Linked DNA regions of Homo sapiens: region 2 is linked to region 1. The links are chromatin loops, found by intact Hi-C in ENCODE. Cell type or tissue: HepG2. All regions are shown on one strand. Each heading gives the region's core, and the rest is flanking DNA. Links, peaks and the distances in the headings are about the cores only.

Region 1 (12,925 bases), core at 4,926-12,925:
CATCCTAACTCAGTATACTCATAATTAAACTCATAGTCTTCCCTCTCTTTATTCCCTATTACATTTGGCTGTCCTTACCATCCATTCATCATTCAAGTCAGAAACCTGAGAGGAGACTCCTCCCTCCTTCTCTCCTAAAAGTCATCCTCCTAGTTGCCAACAGATTGAGCTGGAAGATGTAACTGGTTAACATTTACAGCTGTACAGCTGGCCAGCTGGATTAGATGGGACAGAGCTCCTACACATCTCAGCAGATTCCCAAGCTTCATAAAACTTCCTCCAATATCACTATTGCTAAGAAGGAGAGTGGTCAGAGCATTAGTGAACTTCTCTATTTGGTGATTTCTCAGTGGAGGATTAGTATCTGAGTTGCTCATAAAGGCAGTGTAAATGTAGGCAGTCCTAAGGTAGGGTAAAACATAATGGTTTTTAGCAAATATATCCTTAGATTCAATATCACAGGACAGGATGAGATTGTAGATAGACGGAAGCAAATCAGTGTATCACAATGGAGGTACCAGCAAGTAAGCAGAAGGGTCTAATGTAGTAGAATCAACAATGAGGAGACCAAGGGAGAGGGAAAGGGACACAACGGTAAAAGGAAGGTAATTTTGGAGATATCCTTTAATTCGGAGCATTTGATGTGCGCATACTTCTATACTCATTTATTTATTTCCGATAAATTTACTGATTATCAGATACTAAGTGCCAGATACTGTAATAGGTTTTGGGATATCAAACTGAGTAAGACAGTTTCCACCCTATTCTCAAAGGGCTTACACTCCATTAGGTGTACAAAACCAAAAATTTATAATGCAACATAAGTGCTCTGACAGGAATGTATGAAGTGCTGTGGTAACCAGATGCGTGAAAAGACTTCAGGAGGATTTTACACAGGAATTATACCAGCAAGGTACTTTATCGGGTAACATGGGGATTAAAGAAAAAAGTAAAATATTTTCCTCTGAAGAATTTATACTCTAATAAGACAAGTATACAAAAATGTATACTATAAATTCAGGCTTTTTCATCCCTCAAGTAGGAAAGAAGAAATGCGTATGTGCTGTTAACAAAAGACTGGGGCTACTGTAGAAAGGACACCATTGCTTTTTTATAGTCTCTGCTATAGCCAGCAGTGCAGTAAGGGAGATATGCTCTTCTTGCACTGCCAATAGTCTGAGCACCACCAAAACTACCTCTGTCCTCACTGCAAGGGAAGTTCACCCCATACTTTTACTTCTCTGGCATCAAATGACGTTCTCCTGACTCAGGCTTTATAGGCTTTTATACTCTGAGAAGTAGTTCTGCCCCTAAGAAGGTCTGATTACCATTTTCCAAATAGGTGGCTATCCCAATCTTCTCTCCTGATCAATACACAACAAGGCATGTACTAGTAACTCTCCTGAACTCAAGGTCCCCAACTCAGCAAAGCCTACTGATTTTGGAGTTGAAAGGTCAACAGAAAACAAAATCAGGGAGACGGGGCAAGAAAAAACTCCACAGGACTTTTGCACAGCCAGACTGTTTCTTAGCACTTGGAATACTTCTGAAGCACGCAAAGTCTCCCAGTACCTTTCCTTCTTTTTTTTTTTTTTTTTTTTTTTGAGACAGTGTCTCGTTCTGTTGCCCAGGCTGGAGTGCAATGGTGCAATCTCAGCTGCAACCTCCGCCTCCCAGGTTCAAGCGATTCTCCTACCTCAGCCTCCCAGCTAGCTGAGGCTACAGGCACACGCCACCATGCCCAGCTAATTTTTGTTTTTAGCAGAGACAGGGTTTCACTATGTTGGCCAGGATGGTCTTGAACTTCTGACCTCAAGTGATCCCCCCACTTCAGCCTCCCAGAGTGCTGGGATTACAGGCGTGAGCCACTGCACCTGGCCTCAATATCTTCTATATGGCATGGTTTCTATCCCTATTACCATTCTGGTCACTCTGCTATGAACGAGCTCTAGTTTTTCTCTAACCCTTTTAACATATTATGCCAAGAAACTTAAGATTCCAAGAAGATGTCACTCTCCATAGTCTACATAACCATTTTTTGTTATGCAATCTAGGATTTCAGCCGTTTTCAAGGCTGTATCACATTAATTCATATTGAGTTATCTAAACCCCTTCTAACATTTTCACATATTTTAGTGAGCCAGAACACTTTCTCCTCCCTGACTCCTATTTCAATTTTAATTAGTTGTGGGGGCCTATAAAATTCCATCTTTTTGCATTCAGTCTATCTCTCCCATCTACTTTTCACATACCATTATTACAGTAAGCAGCAAGTTAGTATATAAAATAGTCATTCCTTGGTATCTGATGGGGACTGGTTTCAGTACCCCCACCCCTCTGTAGATAACAAAACCTGAGGATGTTCAAGTCTTTTACATAAAATGGCACAGTATTTGCATATAACCTACATATACCCTCCTGCTACATACTTTAAATCATCCCTAGATTACTTATGATACCTAATATATTGTAAATGGTTGTTACACTGTGTTGTCTAGGGAATAATGACAAGGAAAATAAGACTGTACATGTTCAGTACAGATGCAACCACTGTAGGGCAAACTACACAGTATACATCAGCAACAATGTAACACTTTTTGTTTTATTTTTATTTTAAAAATAGAAATGGGGTCTATGTTGTCCAGGCTGATTTCAAGCTCCTGACCTCAAGAAATCCTCCTGCCTCAGCCTCCCACAGTGTTGGAATTACAGGCATGAGCCACCACGCCCAGCCACATTTTCTATCAACACTTGCAGATGACTTTCATTTAATGACCTGAAAGAGTACATTAAGACGCATCAAAACTCTGGCTCTTCTGGCTGAGCACAGTGGCTCACACCTATGATCCCAATACTTTGGGAGGCCAAGATAAGAGGACTGCTTGAGGCTGCGAGTTCGAGACGAGCCTGGGCAAAATAGTGAATCCTGTCTTTACAAAAAATTTAAAAATTAAAAAAAAAGAAGCATAAACTGTCGCTTTTCTCTCTTGATAACCCTCATTTGACGATGATGACGATTATAATTTCTATTTGGTGCCCATGGTGCCCATATGGTGAGGTGGTGAGATGCGCAGCACTGTAGGTAAGTGGTGAAACACAAGGCTAACTTGAACCTTCTAACAGGACATCGGAAAGATCATTTATGCTGGAAGAATCTTCAAGCGTTTAAGGTCGAGGCTTCATAATACAGACGGCTTTAGTTGGGAACATTGTTCTAGGAAGCTGTTTCTCCTTTTTTCTTGAAGCATCAAACAACTCTTGCAGTGCTTGTAGGCATGTTGCTATCCCTCAGGTGACACGGAGGCTTTGTTCCACTGAAGGATCATACCCTTTAACACTTGCACCTGTTGAAAAACTGCTGCAAATTTTTCAAGTATCCAAATTGAGGACTCTGTTTCTGCTAAATCTGTTATCACTGTCATCATCTCCTGTAGAGAATTTCAGCAGAACCTTGAGTTCCTTGTTGGTAAGGGTTTCTCTATGCTCTTCTATGTGTTCCTCGAAGTCACCCTTGATCATGTCAGAGAAGCATTCCTCATCAACTTCCTTTGCAACATTCAAGATATTCCTGGGCCGGGCGCGGTGGGCTCACGCCTGTAATCCCAGCACTTTGGGAGGCCAAGACAGGCGGACCACGAGGTCAGGAGTTTGAGACCAGCCTGGCCAAGAGAGCAGCCTGGGCAATATGGTGAAACCCATCTCTACTAAAAATACAAAAATTAGCCAGGCGTGGTGGCATGTGCCTGTAATTCCAGCTACTCAGGAGGCTGAGGCGTGAGAACTGCTTGAACCCAGGAGGCAGAGGTTGCAGTGAGCTAAAATCGCGCCATTGCACTCCAGCCTGGGTGACAGAGTGAGACTCTAACTCAAAAAAAACAAAAACAAAAACAAAACCATATTCCTGACTTCTGCACCAATAATGGGGAAGCTCCTGAAATCACTGACTACCTCATTCCATAATGGCTTCCAACATGCACTGACTGTCTTGGGCTTTGGGGCATCTACAGCCTCTGTAAAAAGCACAACTACATTTGCAATTGTAAAGCTCTTCCATAAATCCATGACACTGTAGTCAAGGTTAGCATCAAGGACAGCACAAATCCTCCCAAAGGTGAGGTGGGTGTAAGTCATTTAATGCACTTGCTGATGCCTCGATCAAATGGCTAAAACAGTGAGGTAGTACTTGCCTTAGGCAAGAACATCACTGCAACATTGTCATTAGTGAAGTAGAGAGATCAGGGATGGCTGTGAGTAATGTCAATTATGAGGATGACCTTGAATGGCACCCTGTTCTCTTCCAGGTATTTCTTCATTTTAGGAATAAAACTGAATTCCAGGAACAAGATGGCCATCACCCAAGCCTTCCTATTGTGTTGCCAGAACACAGGTAGGCAATTTTTGATTTTGTTCTTAAGGACCCAGGGACTGTTTGCTTGGTACACAAGACCTGGCTTGACCATGTAACCTGCTGTGTTGCCACATAGCACCAGAGTAAAACGATCTTTCCAGGCTTTGAACCCCAAAGCCTGCTTGACACTCTTACGGATGTAGGTATTAGGCCTCTTCTTCTATAACAAGTTTCTTTCAACACAACTGAAGACTTGCTATGAAAGGTATCCTTTGTCTTCTGAGTTTCTTGAGCTCTTCTGGGAATGCTGATACTGCCTGGTCATCAGCTAATGCTGATTCTCCTGTGATCTTTAAGTTCGTGTGGCTGTACTACTTTCCACAGCTAGCTAGTCATCCCTTACTATCCTTAAATTCCTTCCTCTCACTCTCTTCAACTTCCTCATAGGAATGCTCACAAAGGCTAAATGCTTTTTCATACATAATTTTGCCATCAACAGGGACATGCTTCTGTGATATTTTGTCTACTCATACATTTGATGTTTTCTTAGTCTCTGCAAGCTTTTTTTTTTTTTTTTTTTGAGATGGGATTTCACTCTTGCTGCCCAGGCTGGAGTGCAATGGCACGATCTTGGCTCACTGCAACCTCTGCCTCCCAGGTTCAATCAATTCTCCTGTCTCAGCCTCCCTAGTAGCTGGGATTACAGGTGCCCACCACCACTACCGGCTAAGTTTTTGTATTTTTTAGTAGAGACGGGGTTTCACCATTTGGGCCAGGCTGGTCCTGAATCCTGACCTCAGGTAATTCACCCGCCTCAGCCTCCCAAAGTGCTGGGATTACAGGCGTGAGCCACTGTGCCCGACCAGTCTCTGCAAGCATTTTATCATGAATCACAGCAATAATTTTTTTTGCCATTGTAGGGGCAGCACTAAAACTTCCACAAATGTCAGCTTCAGCTTCCTTCTGTTTTATTGTGTCACTTTGGTAAATCACACGCCACTTTTCAAAAGATCTAAGAATTTTATTTTCTTGTTGAGAGACAGCACTTTACGCTCTCTCTTAGTCTGTAAGGGATTTCTTTCACCATATAATTGATTTTTAGGAGTCTTTTTTTTTTCACAGAAGCAAAGAGTGAACACAAGTAGCCAATGAATAAAATGCCAGATGAACACTGCTCAAACAGTGGGTGCTAGAGAGAGACTGAAGATCTGTGAAACAATGGGAGGCTATAGCAGGGTATTCTTCAGTTCAAATGGATTCAGCATAGTGCTTAGCACATGGCAGGTTCAAACTTGCTTTTTGAAACTTCCTGTATTTTTTTCAAGTATTTTCCATCCATAGTTGGTAGGATCTGCAGATGAAGAACCCGTGGGTACAAAGAATTGACTATATTACAAAATTGCTGTGGTAAAAAGAGTACATATAAGCTTAATGTTTTAAACTAACTTTGGCATTAGGTTTCACCCAATTTTCTAAATATACATTCTCTGGGAAATACAGTTGACCCTTGAAAAACAGAGGTTTGAACTTGGTGGGTCTACTTACATGCAGATTTTCTTCTGCCTCTGCTACCCCTGAGATAGCAAGACCAAACTCTTCCTCCTCTTCCTCAGTCTACTCAATGTGAAGACAATGAGGATGAAGACCTTTATAATGACCTACTTCCATTTCATTAGTAAGTGGAAAATAATAAAAATCTTTATAGTTCTCTTAATAACATTTTCTTTTCTCTAGCTTACTTTATTGTAAGAATACAGTATATAATACATACAAAATAGTGTTAACTGTTTATGTTATTGGTAAGGCTTCCAGCCAACAGTAGACCTTTGATAATTAAGTTTTTATGGAGTCAAAAGTTATACATGGATTTTTGACTGCATGGCACACTCAGTGCCCCTAATCCCAATGCTGTCTTGAAGGGTCAACTACATTTTAAATTTTAAATTACAGGTATGCAAACAAGATCAGATAATTCTATTTCTAAAGACAGGAGGCACTTTAAAAACTGTAATTATAATTTTTACATATTGTATAAATTGTATAATTTTTATTATCTAATTATGTAAAACAAAAGGACTATGTAGAAGTTTGTTCCAACAGAGTACTGTATATAAAATCATACAGTATAATTGGTAGTAAGCAGCATATACTAAACATATGGTCCTTAATCATTTTCGAAAGTAGTGGTTATAAAACTTTAACATGAATCAGAATCACCAGGAGGACTTACTGAAACACAAATTGCTGAGCCCTCTCCTTAGGGTTTCAAATTCAATAGGTCTGGGGTAGAGCCCAAGAATTTGCATTTCTAACAAGTTTCAGATGGTGGTGATGATCCTGGTGTAGATGTAATACCACCATTTTAATGAAAGATTCAATGTATAGTTTAAACAATTTCTAGATTGAACAATAATAATTCATTCTTCTTCAGCAGATATATGTTGGAAAACCACAGAATAGTAATGGATAGATGCCATTTGAAATCTCAGATACCAGAAGATAAACCACTTTGAAACTAAATAGGTTATTTTGTACATCCTGAAGGAAATACTGACGGGAAAATACTTTCTAATGTATGCTTTGGGAAAATAACTGCAGTAAAGTTATTCAATTTTGCTTTTATAAAGTAACAGCATTAACAATAAGTCACTAATTAATATTTATGAGCATATTTTAAATTGACTGCTATTATGAATGTGTTTTGTGTTTATATATGTTTACCATTTATGTTATTGGTAAGGCTTCCAGCCAACATTAGACTATTAATAATTAAGTTTATTTAATTATCTAATCTAATTCTCACAATAACCCTAAGAGGTAGGTACTGTAATTACCTCCATTTTAAAGAAAAAAAACTAAGATAAAGTAAGATTAAATAGCATAAATAGCATGTCCAAGATCAAACAGCACAGCCTGGATTTGAATCCAGGCATTCTAGTAACAGGACATGTGCTTAAAATAAAATGATTCTGGCCAGGCGTGGTGGCTCACGCCTGTAATCCCAACACTTTGGGAGGCCAAGGCAGGCAGATCACCTGAGGTCAGGAGTTTGAGACCAGCCTGACCAACATGGAGAAACCCCATCTCTACTAAAAATACAAAAAATTAGCCAGGTGTGGTGGCGCATGCCTGTAATCCCAGCTACTTGGGAGGCTGAGGTAGGAGAATTGTTTGAACCTGAGAGGTGGAGGTTGCGGTAAGTCAAGATCACACCATTTTACTCCAGCCTGGGCCACAAGAGAAAAACTCCGTCTCAAAATACATAAATAAATAAACAAATAAATAATAAATAAAAGTATTCTGTCTTTAACATTGTTTATTTTACCCTCCATAATTAAAGAAACAATGGTCCTAACCAAGGCTTTAGAACTCTGAGTATGAAAAAGTATACTATAGACAAACCAAAGTATTATATTTTGTTATTTTACTACTTTGAATGACACATATATATTATGCAGAAAGTTACAATGAATTCATTCAGAATTTAAGACAGTAATTCAATATTCCTATAGCACTTTGCATATATTTCTATTATGACATATTTACCACATTGTAGCAACTAGTTATTTATATGTATTATGGTATTTTAATAATCATATATTTGGTTTTACAATCAACTCCACATTTGGGAAAATACTTGAATCTGGAAAGTAATCATTTTTGGTGAGTAATAATGCCCAATAATCCCTCCTGGAGAGACATATGACAGTGACCGTACAACATTTGTTAACTCTATTTGTCAATCCTACTGTGTATATATTAATAGATGCTCAGAAAATTAGCCCCATCTTGTGGATCGCGGTGGTACTACAAATTCAGGCCTAACAGTCAAAACTTCGGAACTGTCAGTGATGTGTACCTTATCTTGACTGACAAAAACTAAAAAACTTATGGCTAGCATTGGTAAGGAACCACCTTCACATACTGCTTTTGGTTGTATAACATAATACAACCTTTTCTGGGAAGAAATTTGCAAACCAGTTGTAAATATAAATAATATTCCATTCAAAATTTCACTTCTAGAAATTTATTCTGTGGAAATAAACAGACAAGTTATAAACATGAATGTACTAGTGCAGCACTGTTCTTGGGAGTAAAAAATTAGAAACAGCCTAAATATCAATGTGGATACAATGAATCCTATGTAACAACAATCATAGGGGTAGCTAATGGTTGTCAGAAGCGCTTAATGTGCACCAGGCACCATTTTTTTTTTTTTTTTTTTTTGAGACAGGGTCTCACTTTGTTATCCAGGCTGAAGTGCAGTGGCATGATTTTGGTTGGAGTGATTTCGGCTTACTGCAGCCTCGACTTCCGAGGTTCAAGTAATCATCCTACCTTAGCAAATAGCTGGGACTACAAGTCAAACACACATCACCATGCCTGGCTAATTTTTGTATTTTTTTGTAGAGACAGGTTTTCGCCCTGTTGCCCAGGCTGGTCTCGAACTTCTGAGCTCAAGCAATCCACCCCCCTCAGCCTCCCAAAGTGCTAGGATTATAGGCATGAGCCACCACACCTGTACCAGGCACCATTCTTAAGTCTGACTTTAGAGCCCTAACATTGACCACTATGCTATACCATTTCTCAGAATGAAGTATACATCCTCATAGGGAAGAATGTATATTATACAGTTAAATGAAAAGACTCAAGCTCAGAAGAACTGTATATTAGTATTACTCCATTTAAAAATATGTTTATCAATGTATTAAAAGTCTAAAAGCCTAAACATTAAACTGTAAACCATGATTACCTCTGAAGACTTGGATGAGGAGAAAGGAGATGACATTTTACTTTATATACTTTTCTGCTTGCATTTTTCATGTTAAATACATGCCAGATTCATATTTAAAATTACAATTTTAAAAAATTAATCTGAATCTTTAAAATAATTTTAAGTAGTTTAAAAGACTTTTTTTTTTCTTTTTTTTCTTGAGATGGAGTCTTGCTCTGTCGCCCAAGGCTGGAGTGCAGTGGCGCGATCTTGGCTTACTGCAACCTCTGCCTCCCGAGTTCAAGCGATTCTCCTACTTCAGCCTCCTGAGTAGCTGGGATTACAGGTACACACCACCATGCCTAGCTAATTTTTGTATTTTTAATAGAGATGGGGTTTCACCATGTTGGTCAGGCTGGTCTCGAACTCCTGACCTCATGATCCGCCTGCCTCAGCCTCCCAAAGTGCTGGGATTACAGGCGTGAGCCACTGCACCCGGCCAGGACACTTTTTTTTTAAGCTGAAAAGGATGACCTCCTATAAGCTGAGGCTAATTGCCCAGTTAATGAAAGCATGAGGATGGTCATTTAAGGCAAAACACACAAAAAAAATCTTTTTAAAAATAAGTAAAATGATCTACCTTCAAGGTGCTTAAAGTTTCAGAAATTCTAGGTAATTAAGGCTTATAATTGTCATTTCCTGGTATGAATGGCACGTTGAACATGCACATCTAATTTTGATCCTCCCGCAAACCCCACTAAAACTATAGCAAAAAGAATTTTTAAAGGTAGAAACCCCCAGCATATAGAAATAGGAGACAACAGCAATAACATTTTGGAAGCTGAAAGGAGATGGAGAACTGGTAACTGACCTAGCAGACTTGAGAAAGTTGAAATCTAAGCCAGCATTGGGTGAAGCTGAGAACTACCCTGATTTCAAAAGGCTCAGTATTTTTGCATAGAAAACTGATCACTTTTTTTGTGATTTGTGTAAGGCTTTGACATGTCTTATAATAGTAATGCTGTTCTTTATAGAATTTATTCAATGTAAGGGAATACACTAGTAAAGAGTAAAACACCAGGCACAGTGGCTCACACCTGTAATCCCCACACTTTAGGAGGCCAAGGCAGAAAGACTGCTAGAGCCAAGCACGTTGAGATCAGCCTGGGCAACAGAGCAAAACCCTGTCCCTACAAAAAAAGTTTTCAACAATTAGCTGGGCATGGTGGTGTGCACCTGTAGTCCTAGCTACTCAGGAGTTTATTTTACATTTTATTTTATTTTATTTTACATTTTATTTTATTTATTTTATTTTATTTTATTTTATTTTATTTTATTTTATTTTATTTTATTTATTATTTTATTTAGCTAAGGCAAGAGGATCACTTGAGCCCAGGAGTTTGAGGCTGCAGTGAGCTATGTTGTCACACCACTGTACTCCAGCCTGGGTGACAGAAAGACCCTATCTCATTAAAAAAAAAAAAAAAAATGAGTAAAGTTAAGGGCCTGATTTCAGCTAAGTGGTCGAAGAAACTATTTACTCTGAAGGACTTCAATATAAGATATAAACTCTCAAGTATTAATCTGTAGTAAGAATAAAAGAATTTCTTTTTTTTTTTTAAGACGGAGTCTCGCTCTGTCACCCAGGCTGGAGCATAGAGGCGCGATCTTGGCTCACTGCAAGTTCCGCCTCCTGGGTTCACACCATTCTCCTGCCTCAGCCTCCTGAGTAGCTGGGACTACAGGCGCCCACCACCAGGCCCGGCTAATTTTTTGTATTTTTTAGTAGAGACAGGGTTTCACCGTGGTCTCGATCTCCTGACCTGGTGATCCGCCCACCTCGGCATCCCAAAGTGCTGGGACTACAGGCGTGAGCCACCGCACACGACCTAAAAGAATTTCTTAACAGATTCCTTAACAAAAACAAGCTGGGCACAGTAACATGGACCTGTAGTCCCGGCTACTTGGAAGGCTGAGGCAGTAGGACTGCTTGAGCCCAGGAGTTCAAGGCCACAGTAAGCTATGATCATGCCTGTAAATAGTCACTGCACTCTAGCCTGGCCAACACAGCAAGATTCATCTCCATTTAAAAACAAAAAAGTCACTTGGCTATATGTTAGAAGTAAGCCTTGAGGATAAAAACATCCTTATTAAAAATAGTATCCCATGTTGAGTGAAAATATAAGCTGCTATTGTCCACTTGGTGTGTTCTGCTTTACTTGGAAGAACAATACTTTTTCTATTACTTTCCCTTGCTTATACAGAGCCAATATTTTAAAAAGCAATAATTAAGCAAATATGCAATTGTTGGCATTTCAACTAAGAAAGGAGAAATCAGGATGGGTTCAGGCTTTTTGGAAAGTAGCATGACATCTGCCAATAATACTCCGCTTTACTAATGATGCAGAGCTTGTAGCCAAATTCTGACCATATAACTTTCATTAGAGCTATTTCTCATTGTTTCTAGTTAGCACACACATACACAAATTCCTTCCCTGCTAAAATATAGAACAGTGTACCCTTTTTTTTTTTTTTTTTTGAGACGGAGTCTTGCTCTGTCACCCAGGCTGGAGTGCAGTGGTGTGATCTTGGCTCACTGCAACCTCCGCCTCCTGGGTTCAAGCCATTCTCCTGCCTCAGCCTCCCAAGTAGCTGAGATTACAGGCATGCGCCACTACTAAAAATTTAAAACTTAGCTGGATGTAGTGGCAGACGTTATATATTCCCAGCTACTCAGGAGGCTGAGACAGGAGGATCACTTGAACCCAAGAGTCTGAGGTTGCAGTGAGCTGTGATTGAGCCACTGCACCGCTATGAATGTTTCCTTAGCCATAACAAGAATACATGTACATGTGCACACTGTTTATACCATACCTAACTCATAAGAATATACAATCAATTCTTGATAATCCAAGAGCATAGTAACTGGTTTGCAGTTAAACTATGATTAAAATGCTATGGAGAATCTACTTTTATCTTTCTTATTAGGGAGAAGCTTGTTAGGAAACTGATGCTCAACCTCCTCCTTTAACCATAAATAACAATGTAGCCCCCACACCCAAACCCCCACCACAGTATTTCTACATAGTCAAACCCCAAGCTCCCTCAGGTGTTCTGGTACCTGCATTAGTTCTTCAAATTCCACTCCTGGGGAAAGTTGGGGAGGATAAGGTTAATCAGTCTTTGCTACTTCATTACTAGACCTGGGTGGGGAATTAATTCTGTCTGGATTATTTGTGTGGTATTTGTGATTTGATTTTCATCCCCTCTAACGCTACCAGTTACTGCCATTAGTAGTTGACTATATTATTATTATTTAATTAATTTATTTATTTATTGAGACCGAGTTTCACTCTTGTGGCCCAGGATGGAGTGCAGTGGTGCGATCTTGACTCACCGCAACCTCTGCCTCCGAGTTCAAGTGATTCTCCTGCCTCAGCCTTTCCGAATAGCTGGGATTACAGGCCTGTGCCACCACGCCCGGCTAATTTTTGTATTTTTAGTAGAGATGTGGTTTCTCCATGTTGGTCAGGCTGGTCTCGAACTCCCGACCTCCGATGATCTGCCCGCCTCAGCTTCCCAAAATGCTGGGATTACAGGCGTGAGCCACCACACCCGGCCGACTATATTGTTTATAGTAAACTATTGACTATTACTAGGAAGGAAGTGTAACTTAGGAGGAAGTATAACTTAGGAATCTCTAACAACTTTAAACATTTTACTTCTGTTTTTGTAAAAAAAAAAACAAACTGCTTGGCAAAGCTAAATAAATTTTATGCAATCATTTTAACTCATAAGTGGTCAGTTTAAATCATTGCTTTAATATTACTCATACAGTATATATTTTAGTAAAGTTAGTAATA
Region 2 (12,925 bases), core at 1,846-9,845, 210 kb before region 1:
TCATTGAGTTGATCTTCGATCTTTGATATCCTTTCTTCCGCTTGGTCGATTCAGCTATTGATACTTGTGTATGCATCACAAAGTTCTCGTACTGTGCATTTCTCAGCTCCATCAGGTCATTTATGTTCTTCTCTAAACTGGTTATTCTAGTTAGCAATTCGTCTAACCTTTTTTCAAGGTTCTTAGCTTTCTTGCGTTGGGTTAGAACATGCTCCTTTAGCTCAGAGGAGTTTTTTATTAACCACAGTTTTGTTCCCTTGCTGGTGAGGAGTTGTGATCCTTTGGAGGAGAAGAGGCATTCTGGTTTTTGGAATTTTCAGCCTTTTTGCGCTGGTTTCTCCCCATCTTTGTGGATTTATCTACCTTTGTTTGGCCTTTGATGTTGGTGACCTTCAAATGGTGTCTTTGGATGTCCTTTTTGTTGATGTTGATACTATTCCTTTCTGTTTGTTAGTTTTCCATCTAAAAGTCCGGACCCTCTGCTGCAGGTCTGCTGGAGTTTGCTGGAGGTCCGCTCCAGACCCTTTTTGCCTGGGTATCACTAGCGGAGGCTGCAGAACAGCAAAGATTTCTGCCTGTTCCTTCCTCTGGAAGCTTCACCCCAGAGGGGCACCTGCCAGATGCCAGCTGGAGCTCTTTTTTATGAAGTGTCTGTCGAACCCTGCTGTGAGGTGTCTCCCAGTCAGGATACATGGGGGCCAGGGACCCACTTGAGGAGGCAGTCTGTCCCTCAAATGCTGTGCTGAGAGATCCGCTGCTCTCTTCAGGGCTGTCAGGCAGGGACATTTAAATCGGCTGAAGCTGCGCCCACAGCCACTCCTTACACTAGGTGCTCTGTCCCAGGGAGATGGGGGTTTTATCTATAAGTCCTAACTGGGGCTGCTGCCTTTTTTTCAGAGATGATCTGCTGAGAGAGGAGGAATCTAGAGAGGCAGTCTGGCCGCAGCGGCCTTGTTGAACTGCGGTTGGCTCCGCCCAGTTTGAACTTCCCAGTGGGTTTGTTTACCCCGTGAGGGGGAAACCCCATACTCAAGCCTCAGTAATGGTGGACGCCCCTCCCCGCACCAAGCTTGAGCATCCCAGGTCGACCTTAGACTGCTGTGTTGTCAGTGAGAATTTCAAGCCAGTGGATCTTAGCTTGCTGGACTCCATGGGGGTGGGACCCGCCAAGCCAGACCACTTGGCTCCCTGGCTTCAGCCCCCTTTCCAGGGGAGTGAATGGTTCTGTCTCGCTGGCATTCCAGGTGCCACTGGGGTATGGAAAAAAAAAAAAAAAAAAAAAAACTCCTGCATCTAGCTTGGTGTCCGCCCAGCCACCCAGTTTTGTGCTTGAAACCCAGGGCCCTGGTAGGGTAGGCACCAGAGGGAATCTCCGGGTCTGCCGGTTGCAAAGACTATGGGAAAAGCACAGTATCTCGGCTGGAGTGCACCGTTCCTCCAGGTGCAGTCTCTCATGGCTTCCCTTGGCTAGGGGAGGGAAATCCCCCAACCCCTTTCACTTCCCAGGTGAGGCGATGCCCCACCCTGCTTCAGCTCATCCTCCGTGGGCTACACCCACTCTCCAACCAGTCCCAGTGAGGTGAACCGGATACCTCAGTTGGAAATGCAGAAATCACCCGCCTTCTGCGTCGATCTCACTGGGAGCTGCAGACTGGAGCTGTTCCTGTTCAGCCATCTTGCCAGCCCTCCCATCTATTATACCCTTATTTGTTCTTATTCTTCCATGAGTTTAATAGAATCTTCCCTAATTCCTTTTTTTGGAACGAATCAGGAAATAGGTAACTATTGATATTCATAATGACAAAATGAGAACTGAAGGGCTGACATTAGTTAAAAAACAAAACAAAACAAAACAAAAACCTTTGAATCTTGAAAACATTCAAATGCATTTGATGCATTACATTCTTTAGAAAATATTTTTAAACAAACCCATGCACTCCATCTATGCTAACTTCTTCTTGATCTAAATGTCTTATTAACTATGTGTCATATTCCCTAACTAAGCCAAGTAATGGAGCCAGGTATCTTTTGCTCCTTACAAAAGACAATATCACCATATAGTTTCAGTTAAAAATACTTGTGCAGTATTTTTCTCCCTTAGCAGTAGCTGAGTTCTAAATATTTATTTTAGTGTGTGCTTTATGAAAGCCACTAGAGTAGTCACTTTCCTGCATGCATTTTCATTGGGTCCTCATAAACTAGTAGGTTGGTAATTATCCCTACTTTACAGAAGAGCAGACTGAGACCAGAAGATTAAATAACTACCTGAAAATAACATATAGTAAGTAAATGGCAGATCAAAGCATAGTTCAAACCCAGGTTTTCTAGAATCTGCCCAGGGCTCCATCTGTTCGACCATGCTACCCATATTTTGTCTTTAGGCTTATGTTACTGGGAGACAGGATACTTAACAAATGGTATTGAATAAAATTCAGATTATGCAAAGATCAGAATTCAACAGGAACTCTGAACTTGTAATAATGTATTCTCCCCTCAGCCTTGCATTATGGAACCAAATGATAAATTTTCCTAGTTTACCAATGTAAACTAGCAGAGAGGTAGTTGACAGTCATGCAGATAAGATCTTTGTTTCATTCAGCTGTTTGTCACATTGGGTCAATAATGTGTTCTAACTATAACTGATAAAATTCATGGAGTTAAATTTTTATATGCTATTATATGTCATCTTGGGGTAGGTTTTCTGGTGTGGCAGAAGATGACTTGAAGAACATTAAAACATCAACCCGTGATGTCCAAGCTATCTTGTTGAACCTGTTTAGTGCTGACACTGTACTAATGTGTCACTAAAGTGATGTATTAATCGGACATCACTTTGAACATAGTCTATACCCTTAGGTAAAGAATTAGAAGCCAACATATTTTTTTACAAAAAAAATGTATAAAACCACATGTGTTAAGATAGCAGTCATTATCATTATGTTATAATTGATACTTGATTTGCCCTGTTAACCAAGAAGACAATAATCGCTGTCTTTGCTGATGATACAGTCTAACTACCACAAACTAGAAGCCGTGTCAGACAGTTCACATCATCTGGCTAATCAAGATCATAAAGAATAGTCCCTCATCAATTATGATAAAACCCAAACCATTGTTTTCACAGACTTTCCTTAATAATCAAATAGACAAGACTAAATTTATTAACTGATTATTTTATTCACATACTTAGGGGTCTTTTTCCACATTAAGTCAGGTAGGCTCAAAATTAAATGTTAGGTTCATTTTCTTGGCATAATAGACATGAAAACCTTTCCTTAATATACTCCAGGTTAAAATGTGTGTGTTTTGCTCTACGTTCTAGACCTGGGCCAGTGAACTACGGCCCATGGGCTGGCCACCTGTTTTTCTAAATATTTTTCTTGGAATGAAGCCATCATACCCACTCATTTACAGATTGTGTATGGCTGCTTTCACACTTTAATGATATTGTTGAGTAGTTGTGACAGATCATGTGACTTGCAAGCTGAAAATATTAAATCTGGCACTTTTAGAAAAAAGTTTACCCATCCCATCGTAGAACGGTGTTATCCAAAAGAACTTTCTATTCTACATCTGCACTACCCAATATGGTAGACACTAGGCACACTTGGCTGTTGAGCACTTGAAAGATGTCTAATGTGACTGAGGAAATGCATTTCTAATTTTGTTTAATTTTAATTTGAATTTCAACAGTCCCATAAAGCTTGTGGCTACCACATTGCACAACACAGCTCTAGAACTTTCGGGACCTTTAGCTGAGTGTTTGTCTCAGCCACCCCTAGGACTAGCCTTCATGCAGAGAAGGGCTAGCTCTTCTTCAGTGCAAAAATATGAGTAAGGCCATTTAATTTTCATAGATGAATATCAGCCTTTTTCTTGATGAAGCTGGTATCCAAAGTATAGGATATTTGTTTCAAAGAGTAATGTTGTCTCTGCATGTGACAAATGAGACTGGAATGTACTTGCCTCTGGACCTTGCCAAACTGTAAGAAAAGAGAGTTGGGGACATGAGTTTTTCATAAGAAAAAAGGGGTATCCTCTTGTCCCCTCAAAAACATCATCTCCCAAACTGCACCTCTCACTATGACTTTCCTGCCCCTGATTTCTCAGGAACCATTCTATCCTGCATGTCCTCCAGACCAGAAAATTTCAAAACATTGCATTTCCTCATTCCTTGGAATCGTTCTGTTTCTTCCACCCAGAAGACTCATGGATTTTCATACTTTTCTCTATTTCCACCATCAACTTCTTTTAGAGTCATCTTATGGAAACTTCCCTTGTCCCCCAAGCTGAGTTTTGTCTGTTCCAACCCCTGTTTCACCTTTCCCCACTACTCTGAAAATCCCTGAGAGTAGGGACACTGTGCTAGGATGCCCCAAAGTGGTACCTGCTGCGGGAGTTCCCCACTCCCTCCTTCTCCCGTGCAGCTTCTTGATCATTTCTCCTCTTCTTGTGCTCTGTGCTCCCTACAGACTACCCTGCAGGTAGGAACCAGTGCCGAGCATGGTGGCTGGCACACTGAATAATCATTTAAAGTGTTATGTCAGGCAAGGCATAGTTGATACTAAATTTTAAATTTATGACTCCTCATTTCTTAGTCTTCAAATTACTCTTGTTCTCAGGCTAATCTTTAAATGCTTCTTTCAAAGTACAGTTCTCCTAATAAGGAATCCAAACTGGTACCTGACTTCCTGAGCCCTTAGATTATCTGACCCCTCTCCCTCCATATCTATTCTATCAATAATATTTTCCACATCACCAAACTTCAGTAAAAACATATTCAGCTTCTTCCATGTGTAATCATGGGGGATTTGGAACTAGATAGGCCTGAGCTGTTGTGTGTGCCTTCTCCCCAGAGGCAGATAAGCAAACCACTGAAATGCGATATGGCATGTACTGAACTGGGGTGTGCCCCTCTCAGCCAAGTCACAATGTGGGCAGAGCCTGGTTCTCTGCCTCCCCGAGTGCTTGTGAGAACCTCTCTGCCCTGATGTTGCCCTCTGGTGGTTCCTCATGGTAGAAAAGTGTGGACTCTGAAGTTAGACTGTTTAGATTTTATTTCCTTCAGCTCTACTAAGTAAGTTTAGGCAAGTTTTTTAACCTCTCAAAATTTCAATTTCCTTGTCTATGAAGAGGGACAATAAAAATACCTATCTCATTAGGTTACTCTGCAAAGTACAGCAGGATAAACTATGCAATATACTTAGTCCAGTAACTGACACATCACGACTGTTGCCTGTTCTTGTATCATAGTCCTTGTTCCTAAGTAGTTATTGCTGCTATCAGCATCCTTATTTTGGAGTTTTTACTTTTATTTGAAAGTTAAAGGTGTTTTTTTTTTTTTACTTTTATTTGATAGTTAATTCACACTTCAGTTGTGGACATATCGGTTATGTTTCCTCATCAGCTTGGCTTGCCTCCCAAAAGACCCCTTAGGAGTCTAATGGCTGATTGCCTGCAGAGAATCGTTCAGGATGATGGTAAGAGCCCATTTGCTCATGACTGATGTCAAGACCCTCAGTCTGACTTGACTGAACAACAGTGAGGTTCATCATAAAGGTCTACTGTCTAAGATGCTTAAGGTAGGAGACCAGGTTCTTTTCTGGGGGTTCTCTCCTCTGGTGGAGAATCCTAAAGCATCTGCCTGTGCTTGTGTAAAAAACCATTATATGCCATTGCCTGGTATAGTCCTGGGTGTTCCTCATGAATCAGAACAGCAATCTCACTGAGAACAGTGGTCAGATCATTGGGTCTGGCCTTTGAATTCATGCACAGAACTTTTGTTGTTCCATTCTAAATCTTGCTGTATACCTCTTTTCATATGTGCTTCTCATTAGAACAAAAGAGGTTCTTTCTACATTTGATTGGGTCCAGGTTATCTCACCAAGAGAAAATTTGTGTGTGTGTGGGGTGGGGGGGGGGGTATGGCTCAAATTCAGTCATTATGTGTGAACTTGATTTATACCAGATTTGTATATCTTGCTGCCAATTTTTCTATTTCTGCTTTTTCTGATGAAATATACCCAATGTTAAACAAGTTAATCAAGTACAACAAATCTAGCCACCAATTACCTGTTCGTGGCATTGCTATATGCACAGTTTCACCAGTGTCTGGCGTGGAATGGAGGATACCTGTATATTCATGTATGCCTATATAGGCCCTTCCTGTGTACAAACAGTAGAGCAAGTTAACTTTAAATATGTTAAAATTATATTACGCTGCTTTGTTTCTAAAGATTCTCGAGATATGGATGTTCCTCTGATCATATCATTCATTATACAAAATGATTTCATTTTATGATGAACTTACACTCCTCTCCAGAGAATCTTTTACATCCTCTGCTTTGTTAAGAATACTCATTTCAGAAAGAATTCCCATAACATTCTATTATAGAATTTGTAGGGCCTTCTGTTGAAAATAATCTTGAACCATGGTCATAATCTTTCAGTTAACAAATCTGTTTAAAACAAAATCTTCTAAAAGTTAAAAAAATATCAGAGCTTTCTTGGGGTAAGACACAAGTAAAGAAATGAAAACTATTACACCATTTTAGAAGCATTGACCATACGACTTTCTCACCCAATCTCAGATATCATTTATTATTCTCACCAGAACTATACAGCTTTATGTTTTGGGTAAATTTTATCTACTTTTTAAAACCATATAAACTTGTGCCTAAAGTTGTTCTTTTATTTAGAGAGATTACTTTTTTTTTTCTTTTTTTAACCATTCGACATTTCTGGCTTCTAGGCAGATGTCTTGCTTTGGTGATCCCTCCACTTTCTTCTCATACCTCCCTGGGAAGGAGATACACAGCTGAGGGTACCGATGTGCTAGCCAATCATTGCAAGGTAGTGATAATGTGACAGAGGAAAGACTACCTAGAAAAAGAACAATGTTTGTTAATCTAGTACATTCATGTAAAACATTTATAAAGCAATCATTGGAGGTTGTATTAGGTATTAATGATATTTCGATAGGTGAGCAGTGTTAACTTTGTTAGAAACATAAATTGAAGGCTTAATTTTGAGAAATATGTAAGTAACATCAGAGATTATGGTTGTCTTATGTCTAACACTTTAAAAAATATTCTGTACTATTTGGAGGTCACAATGCTAGTGAAAATGCAAAAGCCTGCATGGATCTGGTCATTTGGAAGGTAAAAGAAGACGTGAAAGGAAAGAAGTAGTCACCTTGCCCAAGAACATCTTTAATTTCTGAATTGCTGTTTCGGTGACTTCTCTGGCCCCTACTACTGGCAGTAGAGTTTGGTCGATGATGGTATGGGGTTTCTGGACACTTTCAAAGAGAAGAAGAGGAAAAGCGCTGTTGAGGTTGAGTTACTACATTTTTTTATTACACTTTAAGTTTTAGGGTACATGTGCACAACGTGCAGGTTAGTTACGTATGTATACATGTGCCATGTTGGTGTGGTGCACCCATTAACTCGTCATTTAACATTAGATATATCTCCTAATGCTATCCCTCCCCCTGCCCCCACCCCACAACAGGCCCCGGTGTGTGATGTTCTCCTTCCTGTGTCCATGTGTTCTCATTGTTCAATTCCCACCTATGAGTGAGAACAGGCGGTGTTTGGTTTTTTGTCCTTGTTATAGTTTGCTGAGAATGATGGTTTCCAGCTTCATCCATGTCCCTACAAAGGACATGAACTCATCATGTTTTATGGCTGCATAGTATTCCATGGTGTATATGTGCCACATTTTCTTAATCCAGTCTATCATTGTTGGACATTTGGGTTGGTTCCAAGTCTTTGCTATTGTGAATAGTGCCTCAATAAACTTACATGTGCATGTGTCTTTATAGCAGCATGATTTATAATTCTTTGGGTATATACCCAGTAATGGGATGGCTGAGTCAAATGGTATTTCTAGTTCTAGATCCCTGAGGAATCACCACACTGACTTCCACAATGGTTGAACTAGTTTACAGTCCCACCAACAGTGTAAAAGTGTTCCTTTTTCTCCACATCCTCTCCAGCACCTGTTGTTTCCTGACTTTTTAATGATCGCCATTCTAACTGGTGTGAGATGGTATCTCATTGTGGTTTTGATTTGCATTTCTCTGATGGCCAGTGATGATGAGCATTTTTTCATGTGTCTTTTGGCTGCATAACGTCTTCTTTTGAGAAGTGTCTGTTCATATCCTTTGGCCACTTTTGGATGGGGTTGTTTGTTTTTTTTCTTGTAAATTTGTTTGAGTTCATTGTAGATTCTGGATATTAGCCCTTTGTCAGATGAGTAGATTGCAAAAATTTTCTCCCATTCTGTAGGTTGCCTGTTCGCTCCAATGGTAGTTTCTTTTCCTGTGCAGAAGCTCTTTAGTTTAATTAGATCCCATTTGTCAATTTTGGCTTTTGTTGCCATTGCTTTTGGTGTTTTAGACATGAAGTCCTTGCCCATGCCTATGTCCTGCATGGTATTGCCTAGGTTTCCTTCTAGGGTTTTTATGGGTTTAGGTCTGACATTTAAGTCTTTAATCCATCTTGAATTAATTTTTGTATAAGGTGTAAGGAAGGGATCCAGTTTCAGCTTTCTACATATGGCTAGCCAGTTTTCCCAGTACCATTTATTAAATAGGGAATTGTTTCCCCATTGCTTGTTTTTGTCAGGTTTGTCAAAGATCAGATGGTTGTAGATATGCGGCGTTATTTCTGAGGGCTCTGTTCTGTTCCGTTGGTCTATATCTCTGTTTTGGTAACAGTACCATGCTGTTTTGGTTACTGTAGCCTTGTAGTATAGTTTGAAGTCAGGTAGTGTGATGCCTCCAGCTTTGTTCTTTTGGCTTAGGATTGACTTGGCAATGAGGGCTCTTTTTTGGTTCCATATGAACTTTAAAGTAGTTTTTTCCAATTCTGTGAAGAAAGTCATTGGTAGCTTGATGGGGATGGCATTGAATCTATAAATTACCTTGGGCACTATGGCCATTTTCACATTGTTGATTCTTCCTACCCATGAGCATGGAATTGTTCTTCCATGTATTTGTATCCTCTTTTATTTCATTGAGCAGTGGTTTGTAGTTCTCCTTGAAGAGGTCCTTCACATCCCTTTTGAGTTGGATTCCTAGGTATTTTATTGTCTTTGAAGGAATTGTGAATGGGAGTTCACTCATGATTTGGCTCTCTGTTTGTGTGTTATTGGTGTATAAGAATGCTTGTGATTTCTGCACATTGATTTTGTATACTGAGACTTTGCTGAAGTTGCCTATCAGTTTAGGGAGATTTTGGGCTGAGACAATGGGGTTTTCTAGATATACAATCATGTCATCTGCAAACAGGGACAATTTGACTTCCTCTTCTCCTAACTGAATACCCTTTATTTCTTTCTCCTGCCTGATTGCCCTGGCCAGAACTTCCAACACTATGTTGAATAGGAGTGGTGAGAGAGGGCATCCTTGTCTTGTGCCAGTATTCAAAGGGAATGCTTCCAGTTTTTGCCCATTCAGTAAGATATAGGCTGTGGGGTTGTCATAGACAGCTCTTATTATTTTGAGATACATCCCTTCAATACCTAATTTATTGAGAGTTTTCAGCATGAAGGGTTGTTGAATTTTGTTAAAGGCCTTTTCTGCATCTATTGAGATAATCATATGGTTTTTGTCGTTGGTTCTGTTTATATGCTGGATTACGTTTATTGATTTGCTTATGTTGAACCAGCCTTGCATCCCAGGGATGAAGCCCACTTGATCATGTTGGATAAGCTTTTTGATGTGCTGCTGGATTCGGTTTGCCAGTATTATATTGAGGATTTTTGCATCAATGTTCATCAGGGATATTGATCTAAAATTCTCTTTTTTTGTTGTGTCTCTGCCAGGCTTTGGTATCAGGATGATGCTGGCCTCATAAAATGAGTCAGGGAGGATTCCCTCTTTTTCTGTTGATTGGAATAGTTTCAGAAGGAATGATACCAGCTCCTCCTTGTACCTCTGGTAGAATTCGGCTGTGAATCCATCTGGTCCTGGACTTTTTTTGGTTGGTAAGCTATTAATTATTGCCTCAATTTCAGAGCCTGTTACTGGTCTATTCAGAGATTCAACTTCTTCCTGGTTTAATCTTGGGAGGGTGTATGTGTCGAGGAATTTATCCATTTCTTCTAGATTTTCTAGTTTATTTGCATAGAGGTGTTTATAGTAGTCTCTGATGGTAGTTTGTATTTCTGTGGGATTGGTGGTGATATCCCCTTTATCATTTTTTATTGCATCTATTTGATTCTTCTCTGTTTTCTTCCTTATTAGTCTTGCTAGCGGTCTATCAATTTTGTTGATCTTTTCAAAAAACCAGCTCCTGGATTCATTGATTTTTTTGAAGGCTTTTTTGTGTCTCTATTTCCTTCAGTTCTGCTCTGATTTTAGTTATGTCTTGCCTTCTGCTAGCTTTTGAATGTGTTTGCTCTTGCTTCTCTAGTTCTTTTAATTGTGGTGTTAGGGTGTCAATTTTAGATCTTTCCTGCTTTCTCTTGTGGGCATTTAGTGCTATAAATTTCCCTCTACACACTGCTTTGAATGTGTCCCAGAGATTCTGGTATGTTGTGTCTTTGTTCTCATTGGTTTCAAAGAACATCTTTATTTCTGCCTTCATTTCGTTATGTACCCAGTAGTCATTCAGGAGCAGGTTGTTCAGTTTCCATGTAGTTGAGCTGTTTTGAGTGAGTTTCTTAATCCTGAGTTCTAGTTTGATTGCACTGTGGTCTGAGAGACAGTTTGTTATAATCTCTGTTCTTTTACATTTGCTGAGGAGTGCTTTACTTCCAAGTATGTGGTCAATTTTGGAATAGGTGTGGTGTGGTGCTGAAAAGAATGTATATTCTGTTGGTTTGGGGTGGAGAGTCCTGTAGATGTCTATTAGGTCTGCTTGGTGCAGAGCTGAGTTCAATTCCTGGACACCCTTGTTAACTTTCTGTCTCGTTGATCTGTCTAGTGTTGACAGTGGGGTGTTAAAGTCTCCCATTATTATTGTGTGGGTGTCTAAGTCTCTTTGTAGGTCTCTAAGGATTTGCTTTATGAAACTGGGTGCTCCTGTATTGGGTGCATATAGATTTAGGATAGTTAGCTCTTCTTGTTGAATTGATCCCTTTACCATTATGTAATGGCCTTCTTTGTCTCTTTTGATCTTTGTTGGTTTAAAGTCTGTTTTGTCAGAGACTAGGATTGCAACCCCTGCCTTGTTTTGTTTTCCATTTGCTTGGTAGATCTTCCTCCATCCCTTTATTTTGAGCCTATGTGTGTCTCTGCACGTGAGATGGGTTTCCTGAATAAAGCACCCTGATGGGTCTTGACTCTTTATCCAATTTGCCAGTCTGTGTCTTTTATTTGGAGCATTTAGCCCATTTACATTTAAGGTTAATATTGTTATGTGTGAATTTGATCCTGTCATTATGATGTTAGCTGGTTATTTTGCTCATTAGTTGATGCAGTTTCTTCCTAGCCTTGATGGTCTTTACGATTTGGCATGTTTTTGCAGTGGCTGGTACTGGTTGTTCCTTTCCATGTTTAGTGCTTCCTTCAGGAGCTGTTTTAGGGCAGGCCTAGTGGTGATAAAATCTCTCAGCATTTGCTTGTCTGTAAAGGATTTTATTTTTCCTTTACTTATGAAGCTTAGTTTGGCTGGATATGAAATTCTGGGTTGAAAATTCTTTTCTTTAAGAATGTTGAATATTGGTCCCCACTCTCTTCTGGCTTGTAGAGTTTCTGCCGAGAGATCAGCTGTTAGTCTGATGGGCTTCCCTTTGTGGGTACCCTAACCTTTCTCTCTGGCTGCCCTTAACATTTTTTTCCTTCATTTCAACTTTGGTGAATCTGACTATTATGTGTCTTGGAGTTGCTCTTCTCGAGGAGTATCTTTGTGGTGTTCTCTGTATTTCCTGAATTTGAATGTTGGCCTGCCTTGTTATATTGGGGAAGTTCTCCTGGATAATATCCTGCAGAGTGTTTTCCAACTTGGTTCCATTCTCCCCATCACTTTCAGGTGCACCAATCAGACATAGATTTGGTCTTTTCACATAGTCCCATATTTCTTGGAGGCTTTGTTCATTTCTTTTTATTCTTTTTTCTCTAAACTTCTCTTCTTGCTTCATTTCATTCATTTGATCTTCCATCACTGATACCCTTTTATCCAGTTGATCGAATTGGCTAGTGAGGCTTGCGCATTCATCACATAGTTCTCGTGCCTTGGTTTTCAGCTCCATCAGGTCCTTTAAGGACTTCTCTGCATTTGTTATTCTAGTTAGCCATTTGTCTAATTTTTTTTCAAGGTTTTTAACTTCTTTGCCATGGGTTTGAACTTCCTCCTTTAGCTTGGAGTAGTTTGATCGTCTGAAGCCTTCTTATCTCAAGTCATCAAAGTCATTCTCCGTCTAGCTTTGTTCCGTTGCTGGTGAGGAGCTGCGTTCCTTTGGAGGAGGAGAGGTGCTCCGATTTTTAGAGTTTCCAGTTTTTCTGCTCTGTTTTTTCCCCATCTTTATGGTTTTATCTACCTTTGGTCTTTGATGATGGTGATGAACAGATGGGTTTTTGGTGTGGATGTCCTTTCCGTTTGTCAGTTTTCCTTCTAACAGTCAGGACCCTCAGCTGCAGGTTTGTTGGAGTTTGCTGGAGGTCCACTCCAGACCCTGTTTGCCTGAATATCAGCAGTGGAGGCTGCAGAACAGCAGATATTGGTGAACAGCAAATGTTGCTGCCTGGTCGTTCCTCTGGAAGTTTTGTCTCAGAGGAGTACCCAGCCATGTGAGGTGTCAGTCTGCCCCTACTGGTTGTTGCCTCCCAGTTAGGCTACTCGGGGGTCAGGGACCCACTTGAGGAGGCAGTCTGTCCGTTCTCAGATCTCCAGCTGCGTGCTGGGAGAACCACTACTCTCTTCAAAGCTGTCAGACAGGGACACTTAAGTCTGCAGAGGTTTCTGCTGCCTTTTGT

The links. Hi-C counts contacts between places; a loop is a spot of excess contacts. Peaks named below come from ENCODE experiments on the same cell type or tissue, not always from the same donor. Only the 100,000 strongest peaks of a DNase experiment are listed, where the experiment ranks them.
Region 2: it touches region 1 in a loop (5-fold over the local background); 2 of 110 quality-filtered maps call a loop at or near these places.

Annotation. Positions count from the first base shown.
Region 1 is chr9:27,029,224-27,042,148 of GRCh38, reverse strand. All of the region lies in intron 13 of IFT74 (intraflagellar transport 74), which reads right to left. Among named protein-coding and RNA genes, the nearest start is that of LRRC19, 30 kb to the right of the region's middle. In HepG2, for the core only: a CTCF peak has its summit at 8,141 (motif pointing left); a DNase peak (open chromatin) is centred at 8,138.
Region 2 is chr9:27,239,945-27,252,869 of GRCh38, reverse strand. It overlaps the pseudogene REXO6P. Among named protein-coding and RNA genes, the nearest start is that of EQTN, 51 kb to the left of the region's middle. RefSeq lists enhancers at 720-1,219, 1,220-1,721, 12,549-12,925. In HepG2, for the core only: a CTCF peak has its summit at 5,003 (motif pointing left); a DNase peak (open chromatin) is centred at 4,969.